Regions from separate parts of the Homo sapiens genome. Here region 2 is linked to region 1. Evidence: chromatin contacts called from ENCODE Hi-C or POLR2A ChIA-PET data. All regions are on one chromosome and are shown on one strand. The core of a region is the stretch at or near the end of the contact, and the rest is flanking DNA. Distances in the headings are between cores, read along the strand shown. Region 1 holds the start of ADAT3 (adenosine deaminase tRNA specific 3). Region 2 holds the start of TLE5 (TLE family member 5, transcriptional modulator).

Region 1 (4,131 bases), core at 841-3,340:
TTAGATGCAGAGAATCTGGGCTTTGGATTTAATGACTTACCAAATAAAGGCTGTCTTTTTTTTTTTTAAAACAAATCAGCAAAACAGGGGCTCTTGGCTAGTTTGCATGAGGCATCCAGGGATGGAGAGATGTGTATTTAAGCTAAAAAAAGAAAAAGTGAAACTCACAGCAGTCTGAGTTTTTATTCAGAAAAGGAAAAAAGAAAGCAACTGAGAGCGAAATAGTTTCCTGGAATGCTGTTTTTTTTTTTTTTTTTTTTTTTTTTTTTTTTTGAGATGGAGTCTCACTCTGTCGCCCAGGCAACAGAGTGCAATGGTGCGATCTCAGCTCATCGCAACCTTCGTCTCCCGGGTTCAAGTGATTCTCCTGCCTCAGCCTTCCCAGCAGCTGGGATTAAAGGCCCCTGCCACCATGCCTGGCTAATTTTTGTATTTTTAGTGGAGATGGGGTTTCGCCATGTTGGCCAGGCTGGTCTCGAACCCCTGACCTCAGGTGATCCACCCACCTTGGCCTCTCAAAGTGCTGGGAGTACAGGCATGAGCCACCGCATCCGACCTTGAAATGCACTTTCTTTGAAACACGTCCTCCCCTTTCTCACCATAAACTCCCTCACACTCTGCAGGTTTACCTAACTGTATGCATCTAATTATGTGATTACCTAAAAGTTCCAGGAACAGGCTGGGCACGGTGGCTCACGCCTGTAATCTCAGCACTTTGGGAGGCCGAGGCGGGCAGATCACCTGAAGTCAGGAGTTTGAGACCAGCCTGACCAACATGGAGAAACCCCATCTCTATTAAAAATACAAAATTAGCCAGGTGTGGTGGCGTGTGCCTGTAATCCCAGCTACTCGGGAGGCTGAGGCAGGAGAATCACTTGAATCTGGGAGGTGGAGGTTGCGGTGAGCTGAGATCGTGCTGCTGCACTCCAGCCTCGGTGACAAGAGCGAGACTGTCTCGAAAAAAAAGAAAAAAGAAAGAACGTTTTAGAGCTAATCTGGAGACAGGCCAAGCACGGAGACCCACCTGCAAAATCCCAGAGATTTCCTCAAGGTGGTCTGCAACCCGGCCCTTATTAGGATGAGGCCAGCCTGCGCTTTTAAGCCACCAAAATTCATGAACACACAGAGCTTATAATCAGCACCTCCCCTGCACACCCACCATTCCCAGTTCCCCTTTTTTAGCCCCTCACCCCAGCCTCAAGTTTGAAGGGGTTTCTGGAGGCCTAAACCAGCTGCCTCCCTGCTGCGAACTCTGAAAGGAAGTCACCTTCCTTTCACTGCACTTTTTCCTCCTTACTGGTTTGTCAAGACTCTGGCATCGGAGCCTGAGCTGGTTACAGCCAGGCACTGTCAAGCTGTTGGGGGAGGGGATGACAAATTCCCTCCCGTTGAGAACCACTTGGTTAAACCTGTCCAACTGGAAGGAGTAACAAATTGCTCATAAAATATGCATGTTTTGGTGAAACCCCTTCTCTACTAAAAGTACAAAAACTAGCCAGAAATCGCTTGAACCCAGGAGGTGGAGGTTGCAGTGAGCCTAGCACTGCACTCCAGCCTGGGTGACAGACTGAGGCTACGTCTCAAAAAAAAAAAAAAAAATGTGCTTGTTTGGCCCAGGAGAGGCAAGAGGTCTTCTTCACCTACGTTACTGGTGAGAAAACTCAAACCTGAGGGCGGCCCACGCCGGAGTGCAGTAACAGGCAGAACTGGAACCTGGCCCCATCCCGGACTCAGGGGACGGGTGTCATATACCCCCTCTGCCTCATCCTTCCCACTCTGCTAACCTTCCAAAGATCCCCCGGGTTCCGAGTTTTCCCTGGCCGCTTGATGGGATTCGAACCTGCAAACTCAGCGCTCGCCCAGCGCAGCGGCCCCGCCTCTCCTCCCCTCCCGCCGCCCGGAGGTCATGTGAGCGCAGTGCCGGAGCGGGGCGGGGCGAGGCGGCGGCGCGCAGTGCCTACTAGCAATTGTAGTCCTTGCCCCACCTTGGCCTGGCGAAGATCCCGCCCCTGGAACTACGCTCCCGTCGTGCTCCGCGGCTCCAGGCGGAGACGAGGCGGGGTGAGGTGGGTTGGGCCGGGCCGGTTGCTAAGACTTGGCGAAGCGCTGCGCTCGCGCCCGGATCCCTCAGGTAAGCGCGCGGCCCCGAGGTCTCGGGTTCTCCAGGCTCAGACTTCCCCAGAGGGGGAGTAGGGGCTGACATGGGGGGTCTCGGCGGTGAGGGGCGCCGGCCGTTTGTGGGGAGAAAACGGGGGGCCCAGGCCAGCCTCGCGCGCGTCTCGGGCGGGCCGGTGGGCGACGCGGGGAGGCGGCGCGAATGCGCGTGCGCGCGCGCGCGCGGCGCTGGCCTGGGGGAAGCCTCAGGACCGCGCTCCCCCGGGCCTAGCGCCTTTCTGCGCGTGTGCGCCCTTATGGTCGGTGCGGGAGACCCCGTATCCTCCAGCTGCTTCCGGTGGCCCTTCCTCAGGTCATGTCCCGCAGTCCCCTGCCTCTGAACCGCGCTCTCGCGAGTTTCCGTAGCCTTCGCGTCCTTCCTCCCCAGCTCTGATTCGCCTTTATGTGGAGATTCCCCTAGGCCTTGGTACATCCCCAGAATTGACCATCGTTCCTCATCGTTACCTAGAGTATGAGTTTTTCAGGTTTTTGTATCACAGGCCCCCAGTTATCTCCCACACACTACCCCGAGGACCGAGGTTCCCCGCTGTCTTGCAGAGAAGGCCTCCTTGTAGGGTGGCCAGAAACAGAGGATCGACTCCGTGGAAACAAGGACGGCTGGGTGCAGTTCCTCACCCTATAACCCCAGCACTTTGGGAGGCCAAGGCGAGTGGATCACCTGAGGTCCGGAGTTCGAGACCAGCCTGTCTAACATGGTGAAACTCCATCTCTGCCAAAAATACAAAAATTAGCTGGGCGTGGTGTCACGCGCCTGTAAAACCAGCTACTGGGGAGGCCAAGGCAGGAGAATCGCTTGGACTTGGGAGGTGGAGGTTGCAGTGAGCCAAGATGGCACCATTGTACTCCAGGCTGAGCAAGCTAGCAAGACTCACTCTCCAAAAAAAAGAAAAAAAGATTTTTTTTTAATAAGCCAGGCATGGTGACACATGTCTGTGGTCCCAGCTACTTGGGAGGCTGAGGCAGGAGGATTGCTTGAGCCCCGGAGGTTGAGGCTGCAGTGAACTGTGATGGCACTACTGCATTCCAGCCTGGGCAACAGAGCGAGACCCTGTCTCTAAATAAATAAATAAAATACATACGTGTAGCGCCGGCCGTGGTGGCTCACGCCTGTAATCCTAGCACTTTGGGAGGCCAAGGCGGGTGGATCACGAGATCAGGAGATCAAGACCATCCTGGCTAACACGGTGAAACCCTGTCTCTACTAAAAATAAAAAAAAGCCAGGCATGGTGGTGGACGCCTGTGGTCCCGGCTACTCCCAAAGGAGGCTGAGGCAGGAAAATGGTGTGAACTCAGGAGGCAGAGCTTGCAGTGAGCCAGGATCGTGCCACTGCACTCCAGCCTGGGCGACAGAGTGAGACTCCGTCTCAAAAAAAAAAAAAAATTGTGTGTGTGTGTGTGTGTGTGTAAAGAAACAAGCCCCAGGCTGGGCGCAGTGGCTCACGCCTGTAATCCCAGCACTTTGGGGGGCCTAGGCAGGTATATCACAAGGTCAGGAGTTCGAGAGCAGCCTGACCAATATGGTGAAATCCCACCTCTACTAAAAATATAAAAAATTAGCCAGGCATAGTGGTGCACATCTGTTGTCCCAGCTGCTTGGGAGGCTAAGGCAGGAGAATTGCTTGAACCAGGGAGGCAGAGGTTGCAGTGAGCCAGGATCGCGCCACTGCCCTCCAGCCTGGGGGACAGAGTGAGACTGTCCCAAAAAAAAAAAAGCCCCCACGCAGACTATTGGTGTGCCCTGGAACTGAGCATTAGCTGTTCCCTCTCCGAGTTCTCTCCCCTACTTCCCCAGCCTTCCAGGCTGGGCTGTGGGTCACTGCCTCCGAGGAGCCCTCCTGGATTCTGCTGAAGATGGTCAGGCCCCTCCATCCCCCCATTTTCTCTTATGTACCTGACAGCCCTGCCTTAAAAAAAAAAAAAAGGTAGAGCAGGAATTCCCATTTCACAGGGGTGGA
Region 2 (4,131 bases), core at 1-2,500, 1.2 Mb after region 1:
GGTGCGAGGAGCCCTGTAGGGATGGGGCGGCCCGGGTCAGGCCCAGGCGTGGGCTGGACCCCCCTCAAGGGCCGGCTAGGAGGGAGCGGCCGCGCAGCTGCGGCGCCCCCCCTCCTGCCCCACTTCCTGGGCCCGTGTTTACGGCCCCTGGCGCGACCCCACCCGCGCTTCCTGCCCCCCGCCTCTCCCGGGGGAAGCCGAGCGGGTGGGTGCGCCCGGAGCCGCCCCGTCCCCCGCCACCCCCAGGCAGTGGGGGTGCGTTTTAAGGCCCGCCCTAGATGGGGGGCAGGGTGCGCCCTCTACCGCCCTCCAAAGCGCCGGGAGGGAGTGCACATCCGAGGGGGGTAGAAACGCGCCCTAGGGAGCCCCCTCCCCAAGTTGGGGGGCAGCGATTCCTCCCTGCAAAGTCCTCTTGGGGGAGGGGTCTCTCTCTCGGTGCTCGAAATCTTCCGGGGGGGCCCAACCCCAGATTCCCAGCGCCCTTCCTCGGGGACACGCTCTTCCGGGAGGGGTGCGCCTCGGATCACCCCCCCCACCACAGGCCCCCAAAGGATCCCCGGGCTAGAGGTGCCTCGCGGGGCTTCCGGAGCGCCCCAGGCCCGAGGCCAAGGCCGTCCGAGGCCCTGACTGTCCCGGCGGGTTGGGGGGGGGGGGCGCCAAGCCGGGAGCTGCGGCGGGGGGGCTCGGGGCCCGGAAGCTGGGGTGGATCGGGAACTGGAGGGGGGGTGTCCGGGGGCCGGCGGCAGGAGGGGAGGGGGGTCGCGCCGGGCTGGGAGCTGGAGAGGGAAGACAGGGCCGGGGAGTTGGGGGGGGCGCCGGGCCGGAGGCACCGGGCCTGGGGGTTGGGGGGCGCGGGGCCGGGAGCCGGGGGTCGGGGGCGTAGGGCCCGGATCCGGGGTGGGGGCGCCGGCCGGACGGGCCCCGCTTACCGAATGCCTGCTTTGTGGAAACATCATGTCAATCGCGGCGGGGGGCGCGGGCTGCGCCCCGGCTGTGCGCCCCGGCTCGGGCTGCTGGGGGCGCCGGGCGGCCGCGCCTTTGTCCCGGCGCCGATCGGCAGCTCCCGGGGCCGCCGCCGCCTCCCGCGCCCGGCCTCGCCCGCTTCCTGCGCCCCCTCCCCGCGCGCCCGGCCCCGGCGCGCCCCGGGCCCCGCTTCCTGCGCGCCCGGCGCCCCTCCCCGCCCCTCCCCGCCGCCCGCCTCCCCGCTCCCCGGCCCCACCGCTATTGTCTAATGGCGGCGACGCCGGCAGTGGCCGCGGCTCGGCTGCTGCGGAGGCTTCGGCTCCACCTGCCGCCGCCCGTGCCCCGTGCGCGCCGCCGAGGGGGGGGACGCGCGCGCCCGGGGAGGCCTGCGGATCCCCACGCCGGCCCGCCTCCCCGTGGCCCGCCCGCCGCGGTGACCTTGGGCCCGGCCCGCCCCCGCCCCGGGCAGCGGCCCCCGCCACCCTCTCCTACCCGGCAGCCGGCCGGGCCTCGGTTTCCCCATCTGTCAAAGAAAAGGGACCCGGCTGCCCGCGTCGAAGCCGCCGGCCCTGCTGTGGCACGACCTGGACGCGTGCCACGGACGTGCTCTGTGACCTTGGCTCTGGCTGGGCGGTGGTTCTTGCTGAGCCTTAGTTTCCTTTTCTGCAGAAAGGCAGCGGTAATGCCGCCTTCCTGAGGGAAGCCATTCTTGTGACACATTTATAGAACGCCTACTGTGTGCCAGGCCCCGCTGCTCCAGGGCCCTGGGGTGGGGCGGGGCGGGGGTGGGTCCCTGCCCTGGTGGTGGTGCCTGGAGACAGACAGAGACAAATTCACAAGCTGAATTCCTGGCAGGTCAGATGGTGGGGACAGTTCTGCAGAAAAACCAGCCGGGAGAATGGCAGGGTAGGAAGGTGCAAAGTTAAAGAGGTGGGAGGGAGGATCAGAGACGGCTTCCTCCACCCCTAAAGCGACCTGAAGAAGGAGGGAGAACAGGGGGATGGGGTACAGAGGTAGTCAGAGGCAGGACCAACAGGTGCAAAGGCCCTGGGGCAGGACTGTGCCTGGCAGCAGAGTGCCCGGGGGGAGGTCAGGAAGGCCGGAGGGAGGCAGGGCCGGGGGCTTCGTGCTTTTGTCCAGGGCCCCCCCACCCCACAGCAGGGCTTGTGCTTGGGTTAATATTTACTGCTGCATTTTGAGATTTCTAATCATTTTTGAACAAGGGGCCTTTGAGTTTTCTTTTGCACTGGGCCCTGCTAACTCTGTAGCTGGTGAAGCAGGCCAGTCCAGCAAGGACTTGTGGGTCTTGGGGAGGACTTGGGATTTTGCTCTGAGTGAGGTAGGAGCCCTGGAAGGCTGTGGGAGGAGGAGGGACGGGACCTGGTGGTTGGTTGGTTTGTTTTTTGAGATGGAGTTTCGCTCTTGTTGCCCAGGCTGGAGTACAATGGCACAATCTCAGCTCACCGCATCCTGGGTTCAAGTGATTCCTGCCTCAGCCTCCCGAGTAGCTGGATTACAGGCACGTGCCACCACGCCCCGCTAATTTTGGAGTTTTAGTAGAGACGGGGTTTCTCCATGTTGGTCAGGCTGGTCTTGAACTCCCGACCTCAGATGATCTGCCCGCCTCGGCCTCCCAAAGTGCTGGGATTACAGGCGTGAGCCACCGTGATCAGCTGTTTGTTTGTTTTTGAGATGGAGTCTCACTCTGTTGCCCAGGCTGGAGTGCAGTGATGTGATGTTGGCTGACTGCAGCCTCTGCCACCCGGATTCAAGTGATTCTCCTGCCTCTGCCTCCTGAGTAGCTGGGATTACAGGTGCGCATCACCACGCCTGGCTAATTTTTGTATATTTAGTAGAGACAGGTTTCACCATATTGGCCAGACTGGTCTTGAAATCCTGACATCAGGTGATCCTCCCGCCTCCACCTCCCAGAGTGCAGGGATTACAGGTGTGAGCCACTGCGCCTGGCCCTGGACTTGGGCTTTTGCTCTGAGTGAGGTGGGAATCCTGGAGAGCCGTGGGAAGAGGAGGGATGGGACCTGGTGGCGGTTATTAAAGGATCCCTCTCTCTGCCACGCAGAGAACAGGTCCCAAAGAGGCTACTGAAATAAGGCTATGACATTAAGGTCCCCCTTTGGCAGGTGCGAAACACAGTCTCTTCATCATCGTCATCCACTAGGCAGCCTGCTCCCTTGAATGAATGCAATTGATTTGGGCCTTGGGTGTTCCCATCTGTAAAATAGACTTGGAACCCCAGGCTCCTTACCTTGGCAGGTAAGGGTGATAGCCTTCAGTGATCAAGATTAATAATCTTTAAAGCAGTGTTTTAATATTTTTATTAAAAAAAAATTTTTTTTTTGAGGTGGAGTCTCACTGTGTGGCCCAGGCTGGAGTGCAGTGGTGCCATCTCGGCTCACTGCAAGCTCCACCTCCCGGGTTTATGCCATTCTCCTGCCTCAGCCTCCCGAGTAGCTGGGGCTACAGGCGCCCACCACCACGCCCGGCTAATTTTTTGTATTTTTAGTAGAGACGGAGTTTCACTGTGTTAGCCAGGATGGTCTCGATCTCCTGACCTCGTGATCTGCCTGCCTCGGCCTCCCAAAGTCCTGGGATTACAGGCGCGAGCCACCACACCCGGCCTAAAAAAATTTTTTCAGACACAGTCCTCTGTTGCATAGGCTAGAGTGCAGTGGTGCAATCATAGCTCACTGCAGCCTCCCACTCCTGGGCTCAAGTGATCCTCCGACCTCAGCATCCTGAGTAGCTGGGACTACAGGAGTGCACCACCATGCCCAGCTAATTTTAACATTTTTTGTAAGCCGGGAGCAGTGGCTCATGCCTGTAGTCCCAGCACTTTGGGAAGCCGAGGCCAGTGGATCACAAGCTCAGGAGTTCGAGACCAGCCTGGCCAACATGGTGAAACCTCGTCACTACTACAAATACAAAAATTACCGGGGTGTTTTGGCGGGCGCCTCTAATTCCAGCTACTTGGAGGCTGAGGCAGGAGAATCGCTGGAAGCTGGGAGGTGGTGGTTGCAGTGAGCCAAGATCGCGCCACTGTACTCCAGCCTGGGTGACAGAGTGAGACTCTGTCTCAAAAAAAAAAAAAAAAAAAAGATGAGGCTAGAAAGGATTAGGATTTTGGATTTTTAAGATTACTACTACTTG

What was found. Hi-C counts contacts between places; a loop is a spot of excess contacts on that map. ChIA-PET counts read pairs that join two places held with the same protein, here RNA polymerase II (POLR2A). Pooled maps may share reads with other maps.
Region 2: a loop to region 1 is called in a pooled map, with 4 times the contacts of the local background. The contact joins the promoter of TLE5 here to the promoter of ADAT3 in region 1. A Hi-C loop is called at or near these places in 1 of 50 pooled maps. POLR2A ChIA-PET finds 5 or more read pairs at or near these places in 2 of 52 experiments (WTC11 and activated T-cell).

The regions. Positions count from the first base shown.
Region 1 is chr19:1,903,309-1,907,439 of GRCh38, forward strand. It overlaps ADAT3 (adenosine deaminase tRNA specific 3), which reads left to right and starts at 2,091. Exons shown (of 2, transcript NM_138422.4): 1 at 2,091-2,131. SCAMP4 (secretory carrier membrane protein 4) reads left to right here and starts at 2,091. Exons shown (of 7, transcript NM_079834.4): 1 at 2,091-2,131. RefSeq lists enhancers at 1,085-1,144, 1,425-1,484, 2,505-2,594 and silencers at 1,815-2,144, 2,195-2,344.
Region 2 is chr19:3,061,245-3,065,375 of GRCh38, forward strand. TLE5 (TLE family member 5, transcriptional modulator) reads right to left here and starts at 1,251. Exons shown (of 7, transcript NM_001130.6): 1 at 930-1,251; 2 at 1-13. The coding sequence starts at 956. RefSeq lists silencers at 65-334, 1,257-1,466.